Linked DNA regions of Homo sapiens: region 2 is linked to region 1. Evidence: chromatin loops called from intact Hi-C (ENCODE). Cell type or tissue: PC-9. All regions are shown on one strand. Links, peaks and the distances in the headings refer to the core of each region. The heading gives the core; the rest is flanking DNA. Region 1 has its middle 25 kb from the start of LINC01995. Region 2 has its middle 35 kb from the start of LINC02031.

Region 1 (8,993 bases), core at 240-8,239:
AGGTAGGAGTTTTGTCAGACATAGGAATGAGCACAGATTGTGTGACAAAGACACCAAAAGCAGTTGCAACAAAAGCAAAAATTGACAAGTGGGATCTAATTAAACTTAAGGGCTTCTGCACAGCAAAAGAAACTATCAGCAGAGTAAACCGACAACCTACAGAATGGGAGAAAATATTTGCAAACTATGCATCTGACAAAGGTCTAATATCCAGCATCTACAAGGAACTTAAACAGATTTATAAAAGAAAAGCAAACAACCCTATTAAAAAGTGGGCAAAGGAAATGAACAGACATTTCTCAAAAGAAGACATACATGCGGCCAATAAGCATATGACAAAAAGCTTCAATATCACTGATCATTAGAGAAATGCAAATCAAAACCACAATGAGATACCATCTCACACCAGTTAGAATAGCTATTGTTAAACAGTCAAAAAATATGGATGCTGGTGAGGTTGCAGAGAAAAGGGAACACTTATACACTGTTGGTGGGAGTGTAAATTAGTTCAACCATTGTGGAAAGCAGTATGATGATTCCTCAGAGAACTAAAAACAGAACTACCATTTGACCCAGCAATCCCATTACTGGGTCTATACCCAGAGGAATATAAATCATTCCATCATAAAGAAACATGCACCTGAATGTTCATTGCAGCACTACTCACAATAACAAAGTCATGGAATCAACCTAAATGCTCATCAGTGACAGATTGGATAAAGAAAATGTGGTACATATACACCATGGAATATTATGCAGCCATAAAAAAGAATGAGTTCATGTCTTTTGCAGAAACATGGATGGAGCTGGAGGCTATATCCTTAGCAAACTAACGCAGGAGCAGAAAACCAAATACCGCATGTCCTCACTTATAAGTGGGAGCTAAATGATAAAAACTTATGAACACTAAGAAGGAAACAGCAGACACTGGGGTCTACTTGAGGGTGGAGGGTGCGAGGAGGGAGAGGAGCAGAAAAGATCACTATCGAGTACTGAGCTTAATATCTGAGTGATGAAATAATCTGTACAACAAACCCCCATGACATGTGTTTACCTCTGTAAAAAACCTTCATATGTGCCCCCAAACCTAAAAGAAAAGTTTAAAAAAATACATGCAGAAAAAGGGAGTTTTGTCAGAGATTTTTGAAGAGTTCAGTATATGAGGTATTGGGTTGAAGGTTCCGTAGTTTTTTTTGCTTTTATTCTATTTCAAAGTTTTAGTGACTCTATATATTCTTTCAATCAATAAGGGTAATATCTGGCTTTTTCCTACTTAGAAAGAAGCTGAGAGAGCAGTCTGTCCTTCCCATCACTCCATTCCTTTCTTACAAACACAAACTATGCTCGAATCCAGAAAGTATTCAATGATTCTTGAAAATTATTTGAAAGTTTGTACTTCCATGTCTATGTTTATGTTGCTTCCTCTTCCTGGGACATCTTCATTTTCTCATCAAAATTCTGTTCCTGCATAAAGGCCAAAATGTCACTTCTTTCTGTAAAGCCTTCAAAATTTTTCACTTCCCTTACATTGTCTCTTCTCTCAAATTCATTCTCCCGTGTATTGAGGGGACCTTAATGCATGGAATGTGTATTCTAACGGTGACTTCCAGTTGGGACCCCACATCCCTAGTGGCCACAGCCCATCCTCTAGATGGAACTGTCACTTGCTAATAACTTCTGAGCCATGCCTCAGTTTGTGACTCCCTTCGAGTACCATGTCCTTGATTCTCTGTCTGTTCTTTAAGATTAACTGCTTCAACTAGATGAAGTCTCTCTAGTACTGGGCTCAAATTATTTTGAGAGGGTCTCTGCTCTGACATAGCTTGTTTTTTCTCCATGCTGATTCTGTCTTGATAAGGGTCAGTGTATCTTGTTTATGAGAGATAGGCATAAAAGTAGAAATCTGTCAACGTAGATTTTTCAAATTAAAACAAATTCATGCTATCTAGTTCTTAGATATACTATGAACTCCTCAGAGGCTGGAATCACATCTTAATCATTAATCATCTCTGTATTCCAAGTATTTAGTATAGTATCTGACAGCAGGCTTGCAATTTATTTTTGTTGAGTGAATGAATGAAGCAATGCAGTTTGTTTTGAAAGCCATCAGTATATCTCAGCATTGCAGGTCCATCATTCATTTAGCAAGCATTTTTTGAGAAGTTGCTTTTATGTGCAAGCACTATATTAGATGCCATGGAAATCTGAAATAGCCTTAATGCTACTAAGAATCACAACTACCACTAATAATTGCAACCACACAACAATAACCAACATATGTTGCGTACTTATTAGATTATAAGAACTGTGCTAATTGCTTCATAAGCATTCTTTTAACTCTTACAACAACTCTGAGTCAAGCATATTATTATTATTCCCATTTACAGAAAGAGAACTGATTTTCAGAAAGGCTAAGTAAATGAAAACAAGTTGGGAATATAATGTTTACCCAATAGAGTTAGGGAGATACAACAGTCATCTGGAATGTCTTAAGTGTCACAAGGAAATACATTTGCCGTTCTCAAATGTCATTTAAAGAGCCCTTGAATGCTAAATTGATACAACTGGGGAATTAGAATTTACTGGGTAACCTTTATTTAACCTGCGTATTATCACTAAAGAACTCTGCTTTCTTCATTCATCCATCCATTCACCAAACATGAATGGCATGTTGGCAGTGTGCCAGGAACTGTACTAAGCATTGGGGGCAGGGTGTAGGGAACTGGGAGAGGTGAGACAAACATGTAAAGAGGTCATTGTAATTCATAAATAAATGCTGTAATAGTGATGGGAACATGTTTCCAAGGAATATTTCCAACATTTCACCATTAAGTATGACATTTGTAGTAGGTGTTTGTGGTTATCTGCTATTAGGTTAAGAAAGGTCCTTTTATTTCTAGTTTGCTAAGAGTTGTTTTTTATTTTTCCTAAATCATAAATAACTGCTGCATTTATTTCCTGTAATTTTTTTCTACATCTCTTCAAATGATATTTTTCACTTATGGAGATTATTTGTCCTCTTTTATTTATTGTGATACTTGCATTGTCTGAAATATAATATTTCTTAACATTAAACCAACCTTGCATTTTTGGGATGGACCGTAATGTTATAGACCTATTCAGGTTTTATACCTTTTTTTCTTTATTTAAAAAAATTTTTCATTCACTTTTGTTATGTATTTGTAGGAATATATCTATTTTACCTAAGTTTTTGAATGTATTGGCATAGTTATCACACTATTAATTTATCATTTTTAACTTACATAACATCAGTAGTTATGGCCGCATCATTTTTAGTATTGTTTATTTATTTGTTTTCTCTTTTTTCTCTTCATTAACATTATTAAAAAGCTTCTCAATTTTATTAGTCTTTTCAATGACTACATTCTGGCTTTGTTTAAACCTAATTATTTTCTAATTTCACAATATACATGTTTACCTTATTTAATTTTGAGCCTTTCTTTTCTTTTCTGTGGGCATGCAAAACATACATTTTCTTCCAAGAAGTACCTTAGCTGCATCCCTCAAGTTTTGATGTTTATTTTTCATATATAATTTATTTTAAAATTATATAATAATATAATTTCCGTTATGTTTTCTTATTTTGCCATGAGTTATTTAAAATGTATTTTAAAATTTCCAATGAAATAGATTGTTATTATGTTCTTTTTGAAAAGTTATCTTTATTACATTGTGGGCTGAGGATGTGGTGTATAGAGAGTCTTTGAAATGTATTATACTTGCTTTATAGCCTAATGCATGGTTAATTTTGGTAAATAGCCCTCGTGTGTTTGACAAGTAGTTTGATGCAGTGTTCTAAAAATATATCCTTTGGATCAGGCTTGTTATTTTGTGTTGTTCAAATCTATACCCTTGCTGTTTTTGGATTGTTTGATCCATCAATTACTGAGAGAAGTGTGTTAAAGTGTATGAACATATAACCTTCCGTTAACTGATAGCTCAAGTTTGTATTTATACATTTTGAAGCCATAACACATACCTTAGAGTTTAAAATTGTTATATGTTCCTTGTGAATTGAAGCTTTTATTACTATGTAGTGACCATTCTTATTTCTAATAGTGCCTTTTAGCACTATTAGACCTTAAAGTCTATTTTACATGATATTAATGTGGGTTCACCAGCTTCTTTTGGTTCATATTTGCTCAGAAGGAAATATTTCCAAAAGGTTAACAGTCATTAATGCTGGGTGATGAGATAAAATGTAGTTGTTATTTTCTTTCTGCTTTTCAGTATTTTCAAAAATTTCTTTAATAAGCATATACTATTTTCATAATAAGAAAAACTACATTTTAAAAATTTGATTTAAAAAATGATTAAGAGCCCAGAGAGATCCTCCTTTTTGATCAAGCTTAGTATGTGGGGTCTAGATTCTCATGTAACAGTTTATATGTCATACAAGTAGCTCTTACCAGTGAAACTTTTTAAAAATTAATTTCTATTTTTATTTCAATAGTTTTTGGGGGTACAGGTGGTTTTTGGTTACATGGATAAGTTCTTTAGTGGTGATTTCTGAGATTTGGGTGCGCCCGAGCAGTGTTCACTGAGCCCAATGCGTAGTCTTTTATCCTTCAACCCCTCCCACCCTTACTCCTGAGTCCCCAAAGTCCATTGTATCATTCTTATGCCTTTGCGCCCTCATAGCTTAGCTCCCATTTATAAACCAGAACATATGCTATTTGGTTTTCCATTCCTGAGTTACTTCATTTAGGATAATGGCCTCCAGTTCCATCCAAGCTGCTGCAAAAGACATTATTTCATTCCTTTTTATGGCTGGGTAGTATTCTATGGTTTATATATACCAGATTTTCTTTATCTACTTGTTGGTTGATAGGCACTTAGGTTGGTTCCATATCTTTGATATTGTGAGCTGGGCTGCTATAAACATGCATGTGCATGTGTCTTTTTTGTGTAATGACTTATTTTCCTCTGGATAGATACCCAGTAGTGGGATTGCTGGATAGAATGGTAGTTCTACTTTTAGTTCTTTAAGGAATTTTCATACTGACTTCCATGGTGATTGTACTAGTTTACATTCCCCCCAGCAGTGTAAAAGTGTTCCCTTTTCACCACATCTGTGCCAACATCCGTTGTTTTTGACTTTTTAATTATGGCCCATTCTTGCAGGAGGAAGGTGGTATCTCATTGTGGTTTTGATTTGCATTTCCCTGATAATTAGTGATTTTGAGCATTTTTTCGTATGTTGGCTGTTTGTATATCTTCTTTTGAGAATTGTCTATTCATGTCTTTTGCCCACTTTTTGATGAGATCATTTTTTTTTCTTGCTGATTTGTTTGAATTCCTTGTAGATTCTGCATAGGAGTCCTTTGGTGGATGCATAGTTTGTGAGTATTTTCTCCTGTTCTGTGGGTTGTCTGTTTGCTGATTATTTCTTTTGCTGAAGCACTGAAACTTTTTGAGGTCTTTCTTGGTAAGTAATATTCTATTCTACCGACTGCATTATGTATTATCAAGGATGATGAAATGTGATGTCTTACCTAACACTTGCTGGCAGAATTAGTGACCCCCCTTCTACGTTTTCACTCCTTTTCTGGGTTTCTGGTTTTTGAGTACTCATCACTCTACCTCGTGGACATAAAGTTGCTTGGGGCAGGAATCTCTGGCTTTCTGGGTGGGGTCCAGGTTGTAAGCCAGCAAGGTCCATCAGACAGGAAGCAAGGTCCAGCCTCAGGGCATTGGTAGATGTATGGGGTTTCAGAGCCGGGCTCCCAGGCTGGACTCAGTACCTTTGGCACCTGGTGTCAGAGGACAAGGAGTGCTAGCTGATGTCATCAGGTCAAGTCAGTGTTTACTAAATGGAAACATATTCATAAATACCAATTCTTTAATAACCCTGTAATGGATACATTGTTGTCCCTTATGACAAATTGTATGGATAGGCTTGCTTTGCTTTTTCCCACCCCTTCTGGCGTGCCTTCTTCATCTGCAGAGGCTGTACAAGTAGCAATGATATTTTCCACATGCCCTTGCAGCTATGAGGTTGGATGCAATTCCAATTTTACCACTTGTACTCTCACAAGACTTGGGTTAGTAATAAAGTGGAATATAGGGAGAGAGATTCGGCATGAGGCATCTATCTTGCTAGTAAGGAAGATGCCAGAGGTAAGTGGTTGTCTCAGAAAACAGCAGAGGCCTATTTACCCAACTCTTCTCATGCTTTGGAAAGTGACTCAGTAATACATTTCTTCTTATTTTAATTAGTTAGCAAGGATTTTGTTTTCTGTAGTTCTGATCTGACAAATAGATCCATTGCACACAAGAGAAAACAGACTTGGAGATGGGAAGCGACTTGCCCAAGATCTCACTGCTAATGAGTGTCAGAGCTGGACTGTGAGCCTAGGCCGTCCAATGCCAAAATAGCACTCCTTTGGCAGCAGGACAAGTGACAGTCTCAGAGATCAGGCTACAGACACCCCCAGGGTCACTGAGATGCTACTAAGAAATCACACATCAGCTTGGCGTGGTGGCTCATGCTCATAATCCCAGCACTTTGGGAAGTCGAGGTGGGCAGATCACTTGAGGCCAGGAGTTCGAACCCAGCCTGGCCAACATAGCAAAACCGCATCTCTACTAAAAACACAAAAAATTAACTAAGAGTGGTGGTGTGCACCTGTAGTCCCAACTACTCTGGATGCTGAGGCATGAGAATCGCTTGAACCAGGGAGGCAGAGGTTGCAGTGACCCGAGATTGTGCCACTGTGCTTCAGCCTGGGTGACAGAGCAAGACTGTCTAAAAAAAAAGAAAGAAATCACACATGCAGATCCAAGGTCTTGGTGCCACAATGATGCTTTTGATGACAATATCTAATAAGGGCTGCTGCCACTTGGCACAGGCCTGGGCTAGAAGATGGCTCCCCACCAATTCCGCCCCTATTACTGTCCCTTTTTTTGTGGTCCCTTTGGCCTTTATTCTAAATGTATTACTTGCTCTCTTGTATTTCTGGGTTAGTGTTGAGACCCCACACAGATCTGTTTGCTCGTTCAGTCATGTTCACATCGTACTGTTTGCTTCTTTACTGAGCTTAGAATATTTTATTGCTTCTGCAAAACTTTTTAAGGGTGAAGGAGGGAATGATGAACCAGTAGGTTCAGGCAGAGAAGCAAATATTGAATTATAATGATCAGATTATTCATCCCGTCTCCTACTAAGCTATCTATAGTAGATGTCCTGTCCATCTTAGTCCATTGTTGCCTCATTTATGGCTCTCCTCATAATTTGTAATTCTTTTATTTCTTTTCTTTTGGTTCATTTGTTTTACTTTACTGTTTTCATACTAGGAAATAAAGTTCATGAGGTCAGGGTACAAGTCAATCTCTGTCAGGGCTGTTGTATCTGCAGCCCGTAGTTCAATTCTAGCACAAAGTAGGCATTTGAAAACATTTACTGAATGAATGAATGAATGCATGAATAGCAGAGACCATGTTTATCTTTTCATCTTTGTATTTTGGCATCCAGTTCAGAGACCAACATGTAGAGGTTACTGATTCATTTTATTGAAAAAGAAACTATAATATGTATGACCTACATTCATGAATAAAAATTTCACTTTTTTCTCTTCAGTGTCTTCAAAACTGGAAGCTTTGGGTCACCATTCACTTGCGATTTATTCAGCAACTATCAGTACAGTGAGTTGATTCAAAGATAAATAAGAAACACACCTTTCACAACTTTAACTTTAGTAGAGAATTCAGCACATTGTATATCTTTAACAGATTTTATAATGGATCAATAAATGAACAAATAAATGCTAAATTTCTGAGGATTGATATTACCCACAGAAAAAAAATCTGCATTGTTGGGCAACAGGATAATTTCAGCTATGCTGCATTGATTGAATATACTGGATGTTGTCTACATAAGACAATATTTCCTGGATGGCTTTCTCTCTGGTTGTTTCTCCTTTAGCTGGTGATATAGAATAGATTCCATAACACCTTTGTCTCTGAGCTTTGTTGGTGGGTGAGCAATGCCTATGGACACCACTCACAGAGCTGAGACACTGGCAGGAGAGAGTAGAGAACAGGATAATGAGAAAGCAAGAAGAAGGGAAAAAAGGGAAATGGGAGAGGTCAGGTGATGTAAGCAAGGAAAAGAATGGAGGAAAAGGAAGAAACAAAATCAATAATGTTTATGATGCCTGCCAGTTATTGAATGCCTATCATAGAGGTTCCATGTTGTGTTCAACACATGTGTTATCTCTAATCTTTACAACCCAGCCAGCAAGGTCAGGAACATTTATTGTTTTCATTGTGTAGATGAGCAGATAGGTTCAGTGAGGTCAATAAGTAACTTGACCAGCTACACACTGCTAAGAGGGACAGCCAGGATTTGCTCTCAGGAATGTCTGGCTCAAATCCATAGTATGATCCCTTGGTGAGGAATGACAGAGATCTTCTAACAGGGCCCTGCAGGCCTCCCATAGGACATTGGGATTATAGATTGTCAAACACCTACTCTAGGTGGAATATCTAGATCTCAACACTTTAAAGTATATCTGTTTATCCGCTAATTCATACATACACACACACACAAACACACACACACACAATCAGCCAGAAAAAAGAAAAGAAAAATGGATTAATCGGATTAATTTCCGTGTACAACTCAACCAAAATCTTCTGGAATAAACACTTAGCAGAAAAGAGGACTAATAGATGACAAATGGCCAGCATTCTCAAATGCCATAATTCCAGAAGTAAAGTAAAACCCTCTAAATCCACCCTCACCCCCCACATATAGTGAGTAAACAAAGTTACATAGACCAAAAAAGCAACAGGAAAATAACAACAAAAAAAAGTTGAGGGGCCCTGAAAATACTGTCTGAATGTCCTTTCCCCAAAGGGTTGAGGTCAGGCATATGGTTCTATTCACCAAGCCCTAAACAAAGGACTTGGGCTATTTTATGCACTGATCATTATTGTTGCTTAAATTAAAGCACGATCCAAAAAGTGTA
Region 2 (8,993 bases), core at 424-8,423, 77 kb before region 1:
GGAGAAAAGGGAAGAGTAATAAGGGGGTCAATCACTTCACTGTTTGTCTCAGGGCTGTCTTTTTGCAGGTGTCTGAGTTACTTCAGGTGGTCTTTCTCAGTCACTGGGCTTTTAAATTGCCAATATCAAAATTACTGTGGTGATGCAGCAACTTATAAATCTTACAGTTATCAGATGATAGAGGCTGGTATCCTAGTAGCAGGAGCGTTGAGGGGAAATAAGACTGAAATAAATTTTAATGGACCTCTCTATCTTCCAATTGTGTTTCGCACACCTTCGACTTCTGTTTGGAGAGGTGAAGTTAAGTTATATTTTACATTTTCAATTTCAGAGAGGAGCAAACATAATTTTTTTTTTTTTTTTTTTTTTTTGAGACAGAGTCTCGCTCTGTTGCCCAGCCTAGAGTACAGTGGCGCAATCTCGGCTCACTGCAACCTCCGCCTCCCAGGTTCAAGCGATTCTCCTGCCTCAGCCTCCTAAGTTGCTGGGACTACAGGCGTGTGCCACCACGCCCGGCTAATTTTTTGTATTTTTAGTAGAGACGGGGTTTCACTGTGTTAGCCAGGATGGTCTCGATCTCCTGACCTCGTGATCCACCTGCCTTGGCCTCCCAAAGTGCTGGGAATACAGGCGTGAGCCACTGTGCCCCGCCAGCAAACCTAAATTTTTAGGGTGATTTTGTCTTTACATGTAGGGTAACTCCCAACACCAGACAGATGCAAATATCAGGTAATAGAAATCATTACGGCATCTATTCTGTATTTTATACTTTTCTTGACAAAGGATAAATTTGGGGTCTACAAAATCCTATAGCATCCCTAAAATGTTTTCTATGCTCTGTGCATATTTAAACCATCCTAAACAAAAATGAAGTTCTCCTGTCTCTGATAGGAGATTCCCAGTGTCCCTTGAAAACCCTCTTCAATATTTTGCTAGTGTCACCGCTGCATGTTTAGCCCCATTGGTGTTACTTTTTCCCTAATTGAAGATGGAGACTAGCTTATTGCCACACTTCCTGTGGTGACACTTTGTGTCATTGCATCCCCGTCACTTACCATTGTCCCTCAATTAGCATTTGTTGAACGAATGAATGAATGAAAAAGTACATGAATGAATGAATGAGTGAATGATTTTTGCTTCTAATGTACTCCATTGGCATGTCTCCTTTTTAGTCAGAATAATTCTAGTTCTTTCAAGTTTTATAAGGAATCTACCTTCTTTTTGAACACCAAAACCTTTTGGTTGGCTCTTTACTTAATGCTCTCTATGTTTTTCATGTTCCTTTTTGGTTTGAAGTCCAGAATTGGAGACCAGTGAAGTCTATCAGGTAAAAATGCTAAAACTCTTAGTAATTTATAGAATAGAGTAAAAAGCGTCAGTTCTTAGGACTCTGTGGCTATAACTGACTCAGGTCTAGCTTGTAGGCTTTGGGTCTTGAAATGTCTGAGTTGAAAGGGATTGAAGGAATTATTGTTAAGTGGTTTTGTTCTTTTGTTTTTGGTCTTGTCAATTAGTTTGTTTTGATGTAATGATTAATTAATGTGGCTAAGGCAAAAGTCTTTATCTCTTAGAAATACTCAAATATTTACAGATGAAATATTACGATTTCTAGGGTTTGCTTTAAAAGACAGCAGGAAACAAGGGGCAAATTAAAGCAATAGAGATGAGGCCAGATATATTGATAATTACCGAAGCTGGATTACTTATATTACTCTCAGTACTTTTATAAATAGATTTTTTCTTTCTTTCTTTTTTTTTTTTTTTTTTTTGCCGAGTCAAGTGAACATTTATTTTTGTGCCTTTCTTCCTATGTGCATTTCAAGTCTTTTTCAAAACAAGGCCCCAAGAATCTCCAGATTTAATTATGTCCCTGGGCTTGGTCGACCCCTGCAATAGTCTTAGGGAGCCTTGTACAAATGCTAGAGTTACTCATTTAGCAGCATTAAACCTTAGGAAAGAAGATGCAACAAAGCAAGACTCCTTCCTCCATGGAATGTGCTGATTTCAGACGAGGAGGCAGCCAATGTGGAAAACGCTGGAATTTTTCCTCGGAACTGGACTGTGATGAGAGGTGCTTGCCATGAACATAGCTACTGTCTTTTCTTTGACCCTTCCTTTCCAGTTTTTGAAGATAAAGCAGGAAATAATCGTCTCTGAAGATACTTGATAAAAATTCCCAAAAGAACAAAATCACTGGCTTCCACTTCATTGATACAAATTGACTGCAGTTTGGCACCTGGGTCTAGTTCAGCAGGGGGATGAGCTGATTGATGCGTTCACCCCAATAGCCAGATGTGCCCATCTCCTTGAGGATGCCCACTCTATTTTTGGTAGCATGGCAGGCCACCGAGAGGTGGAAAGGGTGCAAGAACCATGAAATCTCCTGGAAATGCTTCCCTGGGAGCGCAATTTCATGAATGAGGTCTTCCAAGCAAATGACACCAAACTTCCCCAGATGCTCCTCAATCGCTGTGTTGTCTGTCAGAAGGATGGTCTTATTCTTGACCTTGGCTTGTCCACATTTCAAAAGAAGTTCCCAGAGAGACTTCAGATTTGGAAATCCCCAGGTCACACAAGGTTCTATTATATGCAGCATTTTTAGGTTCTGAGGGGTGACTTTTACAGAGACACCACTAAAAATTTTCTTTAGGCAAAGTCTTACAATGGTTCTCTGCACCAGTAAACTCATGCCATCAATCCTTTCGATGAGTACAACAAAGGCCAAGGAATGTTTATCTGGCAATTCCAAGTCATGAGGTTTCACTTCTAGTCGTCAAAGACTCACCTTGCCATATTTCTGCTGCCAGGAATCATGTAGGAATAATTGCAGTTGCTTAAACCTGGCCCTTTTCCTTTCCTCTGCTCCTTCTTTGCCAAAAGTGCCTGCTTTGCCTGGGTGGCTTTGAGGGCTTGATAAGCCTTCCTCTTTTTCAGGAGATTTTCTGGAACCAAAGGGATTTTTCTTTGCTCTTGCTCCGCCATCTTTCTAGTGTTGCAGCTACTCTAGATTTTTTCATAATACAAAGTTAAGAAAAATATATTTAGACAAACTTAATCATTCTAGATGAAAAAAACCAAGATCCAAACATCGCAGAGCTAACAAAACGGAGACTGGGACTAGAAGGCAAGTCCTCTGTCTGCCATTGACATGCTGTTTCTGGTAAACCATGTATCAGTTCAGCCTGTTGTGCTCTCCCTATAGACTTTATTTTTGTCATCATCATCCTGGTAATAATAACTTCAACATGCAAAGGCCATGAACAATTCTAGTCAACTTCCAACCTAACTTAGTTTACCATCCCCTGTGATTTTAATAAGCATAAAAATTTCCCGACTCCAGGTAACTATCAAAAGAGAAAACAATGTTGATGTATCTCTTTGTTCTAGCATTCTTTGGAACAAAAATAGAGGATTGTTAGGGAAAAAAACCCAGACAAACATATGTGCAAGGAATTCCAAATAAGGAATAGTCACTAAACATATTTAAACTTTTAAACAAGAAATTGCACACTACAACAGAATCTAAATAATGTCCCAGAAGTAATTACTAATTTAAGTGTGTAATAAAATGATAAAATGCTTTCATAGAGCTCTGGCCTGCGGAGTCTCTGTGATACATCCAGCATCTTGGCAGCCATCCAAGGCCCAGAGTGGCTTTGAGTTTGGAATGTTTATTTCATCAGAAGCCAGGACCATCTCAGGAAGTCACCTGTGCCCAGATCACTCAGGGTTATGTGGTTTTATCCATGTTCCTCTGGAAAAAGAAACAGCGAGCATTTCTTCATTTGAAGGAAAGTAATAGGGTTGGTCTAAAGAAGGGAGGAGAAGGAGAATTATGTGTGTACGGGTGGCTGAGAGTGGGTGTGGGAGGAAATAGTTGGGGAGTTTACTCATTCAGGTAACCCTAAGGTAAATACCGTGAAATGGTTAACAGCAAACTGTCAGAGTAGTGTAGCCGGAATACAAATGTGTTAGTAGGAAGCGTTAAGTCAGGTGATTTACTCAGGTGAGGAGAAGTACTTCAGGGTGAGCCCTAACTAAGAAGTTGTCTTCCTGTTCAGAACCAGGGAGATTATGAGTGAGATGGCTCTATAAACCAGTGAGTGCCATAAGGAGGAATTTCTAAACTAATGTGGAATTCAAATGGCACTCACTTCCTTAAATAGGTTTCAAAACATTTTGGATTAGGTTTAAGACAGCTCCTTTAAATGATTTGTACTTCATAGACAAGCCACAAGTATTCTGCCCATTTTTCTCCAATCAGAATTAATTCTCTCTGCTCATAAGATGCATGTCATCAGCATAAAATTATTCTCCTCCCCATACTTTTTTGATTGTACCCTCCAATTCCCAAGGTGATTTAAAACTTATAAAAAGAGGTTCATAGTAACAATGGATTTCAATTTTAAACAAGCTTCTCAGTGAGAACCAGTTTGACATTAAAGCATACTTCCAAGTGAATTGTGTATTCATTTAAAGTTTAGGAAAAAAATAAAAACAAACCCTGCTTTACTCCCACCCAGCGTGTAACTCTAGGTCACCACCCCTGGAACATTGTGTCTTTGAGCTTTGGACTGGATTTGCTTCTGAGGTTAAGAGAAGTGTGTGGCAGATGTTGGGAGGCAGTTGGGGGTGGGGGTGGGGAGCAGGGATGAAGGGGCTGCCAGATGTTGAGCGGGAGGGTGGAGTGTGAGGATAAAAGCCTGCCAGATGTCTGTAGTGCAGAATGTTAGGCACCTGCTTTCCATGATCTTCAGAGGATGATTTATATCACATAAGTAGGATCTCATAAAGGTCCTCCCCCAATAAATACAGAATTCAGGGCTCCAGTAATGATTTTCTGTATGGTTTCTTGCCTCACAGTATGTCTTTTTAAAAATTCAAGTTGAGGGTTACGTGAATGAAAATACACAATCAACCAATATATTTGTAAATAAAAGGGGGGGGGGCTTTACATTGAAATCCGTTGTTCTAAATTATAAAGACAATCACCTTTTATTTTCTATTTATTTTATCTTTCCAATAAGACATGATTTGCTCTTCTCTCTCCCCATGATGGATTTAATAGATTTATTCATCAAGTTTTCTAAATTTAGACACCAAACTGATGTTTTTCTCCCACTGCTTAATTTTATTCTTAGCAGCACTTACATAAAGCCAGGCAGTGAAAGATATGGCAAAACTACTAACTTGCTGTGATCTGGAATGCACTTATAGAATAAAATAATAATGAAGATTGATATACCAGGGAGACTTCATACCAAGTGTCCCTACTGAAATCTGTGTTATGCTTTTGGTTTTTCCCCACAGTGCTTTTGGCCACATGTTTCCTGTGGTTTTTAGGAGTCTAGGTTTTCCTTGTAATGCCTGGACTAGACTCAGTTCTGAGGGCATAGATGAGCCATATAAAAGAAAATATGTGGATCTTATAATTTGCTTGCATTTTAGGAAACTTTAGTGTTTTCTAGGTCTAGATTTGATTAAAACAGGTTAAATTTCACTCCTTGATCTTATTTGAAAGCCTTTGAAATAATTGTATTTGCACTGTTGGTGGGAGTATAAATTATTTCAGTCATTGTGGAAGACAGTGTGGCAACTCCTCAGAGACCTAAAGACAGAAATATCATTTGATCCAGCAACCCCGTTACTGGGTATATACCCAAAGGAATATAAATCATTCTATTATAAAGATACATGCATGCGTATGTTCATTGCAGCACTATTCACAATAGCACAGACATGGAATCAACCTAAATGCCCCTCAGTGGTAGACTAGATAATGTGGTACATATATACCATGGAATGCTATGCAGCCAGAAACAAACAACATCATGTCCTTTGCAGGGATACAGATGGAGCTGGAGGCCATCATCCTTAGCAAACTAACACAGGAACAGAAAACCAAGTACTGCATGTTCTTACTTATAAGTGGGACTTATAAATGATGAGAATACATGGACACATAGAGGGAAGCAACCCACACTGGGGCCTACTGGAAGGTGAAGGGTGGGAGGAGGGAGGGGATCAGAAAAAATAACTAATGGGTACTAGGTTTAATACCTGGGTGATGAAATAATCTGTACAACAAACACCCATGACACACACTATCACCTATGTAACAAACCTGCACATGTACCCCTGAACTTAAGTTAAAAAAAGAGAAATAATTGTATTTGGTGAATTGGAGGGTGAACTAAGAGATGGAAAGATTGAGAGAGAAGCTATATTTGTCCCAGTGGCCCCTCAATCTTCAGAAAGCTCAGGCTTGTCATTCTTTCTGCACCACAGTTAGCAGTGTTGATCATTGCTCCTCTAGACTGCACTGGCATTCAAGCATTCAGTAAATAGTTATTGAGCACCTAGGAGGTACCACTCTGCTAAGTTCCGGGAATACAGTGCAGAAAGAGGTTTCTCTCCTCTTAAAACTCCAGTGTACTGGGGAAGATAGACATTGAGCAGATAATTGTTGAAATACTTATTCACAAGAGGTAAGTTCTAAAAGAAAAGTGAGTAATGTGTGCTATGAGAAAGATAACAGGGGGGACTTTGATAGATGTCATCAGATAACCATGGAATAGATTGCTTTATGACTTGGCAAATTGCTTCCTCATTTGGAATCATCAGATAGCCACTCGGTTAGGCAAGTCAGCTTTAAAATGTGATGGAAGGCAAGCATTTTGTCAGGTGGTACTTTCTTGTTTTCCAAGAAAATGAGAAATTCTTTTTTTGGCCTGTACTCCAGATTCTTCCAGGGCCAATTCCATAGTTGAAACTCGTTTTTACATTCAGGCTCTGGTTTTTGTTTTTCTAAATAAAAATTTAATTTTAGAATAGTTTTAGATGTATAGAAAAGTTGCGAAGATAGTACAGAGAGTTCCCATATACACCCCACCCAGTTTCCCCTAACATTTTATGTTAAGATGGTACATTTGTCACAATTAATGAACTAATATGGATACACTATTATTAACTGATGTTCATGTTCATGTTTTTATTTATATTTCCTTAGGTTTCACCTAATGTTCCTTTTGCTCCAGAATCCTGTCCAGTTTAGTTTCCTTGACTTTGGCAGTTTCTCAGATTTCTCTGGTTTTTGATGACCTTGATGGTTTTTGAGAAGTACTGATCAGGCATTTCGTAGGATGTCTCACTAGGAGAACCCTCATAATTTCCCCATGATTAGACTGGGGTTACGAGTTTTTGGGAGGGAAACTACAGAGGTAAAGTGCCATTCTCATGACATCATATCAAGGGTACTTACTATCAACATTGCTTATCATTGTTGATGTTGACCTTGATTGCCTGCTGAGGTAGTGTTTGTCAGGTTTCTCTGCTATAAAGTTACTCTTCCCCACCCCTTTTCATACTGTGCTTTTTGAAGGAAGTTACCATGTGCAGTCTGTACTTAAGGAGTTATATTTCACCTCCTTGAGGGTGGAGTATCCACACAAGCTATTTGGCAGTCTCCTGCTTGGGAAACTTGTCTATTCTTCCTCATTTATTTCTTTAGTCAATCATTTATTTATATCAGTATTGACTCACGGATATTTATTTTATACTTTGGGCTATAATCCAACACTATTTAACTTTGTGTCCCAAATTGTTCTATCTTTGGCTAGAAGCTCTTTCAGTTGGCTCTTACGCCCCTTAGACATAAGTGTATCCGTGTGTGTTTGTGTGTGTGTGTGTCTTCTTCAAACTTTTTTTTTTTCAGTACTTCCTTACTTTTTGGGCCTACAAGATGGTCCAGGCTGATCTTGTATTTTTCCTGCTATAGTTCTGGAATCAGCCATTTTTCCAAGGAGCCCTGTTTTTATTTTTATTTTTATTTTATTAGAGAATGGTACTGGGAGCCAGGATCTGTGTAGTTCTCCTGGTTTGTTTTTCACACTATAAATCACTTGTGAAATAGTCCGGACAGGAGTGTGGGGTGGAGAAGGAAGTCTGAGCTTCAGAGTCGGGCCTGATATCTATTTCCCATATTTCCCACTTGCTAACTGCAGAGCCCTGAACAAATAATTTAGCCTCTCAGAATCTCACCTTTCTCATCTATAAAATGGGCATATTATTTACCTCGCATGATTATTGTGAGAATAAGAAAAAGGATTTATAATGGGCCTGACACAGAACATCTATTCAAAAAGTCATTTCTATGGAGCAGGGTAGGTCCATATGGGTGTCCCCACCCCGGAGTTGGCTGAATACCAAGGAAAATAGATGTTTAATTTTTTAAATTACATAAACAAAACCATATTATTCATGAAGGAAATACAAAAGAGGATGTTTTACTTACAATCCTACTGCCCTAACACATGTTCCCTTTTAGTCTCTGTCAGTATGTACTTACTGAAAATATATTTTCATCATGTTGAATATAATAAGAGAAATAACATTTTAACATAATGTATATGGTAATAATAAAATAGCCCCACTTATTAGGTGCTTATCCTGTATTCAACTTTTACATGGATTGTTATAATCTCCATTTTATGGCTGAGAAAACTGAGGTACAAATAGGTTAACTACCTTTCCAGAAGGCACACAGCCAAGGAGAGAGGAAGACAGGATTTGAACTGAGATCTGTCTGATGCCAGAGCTGGAATCTTTAATCATTGTTACATTTTCTCTTTTATGTAGACACCCCCACCCTCCAGTCATATGTTAATACACAGGCATACATGTTAATTTCTTTCTTTTCTTTTCTTTTTCTTTTTTTTTTTTTTTGAGACAGAGTCTTGCTCTGTCACCCAGGCTGGAGTGCAGTGGCCCTATCTTGGCTCACTGCAACCTCTGCCTCCCAGGTTCAAGCAATTATCCTGCCTCAGCCTCCCGAGTAGCTGGGATTACAGTTGCCAGCCACAGTGCCTGGCTAATTTTTGTATTTTTAGTAGAGACAGGGTTTCACCATCTTGGCCAGGGTGGTCTCAAACTCCTGACCTTGTGATCCACCCGCCTCAGTCTCCCAAAGTGCTGAGATTACAGGCGTGAGCCAC

The links. Peaks named below come from ENCODE experiments on the same cell type or tissue, not always from the same donor. Only the 100,000 strongest peaks of a DNase experiment are listed, where the experiment ranks them.
Region 2: it touches region 1 in a loop (2.2-fold over the local background); 2 of 110 quality-filtered maps call a loop at or near these places.

What each region holds. Positions count from the first base shown.
Region 1 is chr3:182,527,288-182,536,280 of GRCh38, reverse strand. No RefSeq gene overlaps it. Among named protein-coding and RNA genes, the nearest start is that of LINC01995, 25 kb to the right of the region's middle. In PC-9, for the core only: no CTCF peak of the experiment used is centred there; no DNase peak of the experiment used is centred there.
Region 2 is chr3:182,604,663-182,613,655 of GRCh38, reverse strand. It overlaps the pseudogene RPL7L1P8. Among named protein-coding and RNA genes, the nearest start is that of LINC02031, 35 kb to the left of the region's middle. In PC-9, for the core only: no CTCF peak of the experiment used is centred there; a DNase peak (open chromatin) is centred at 3,915; H3K4me3 peaks cover 1,458 bases; H3K27ac peaks cover 2,614 bases.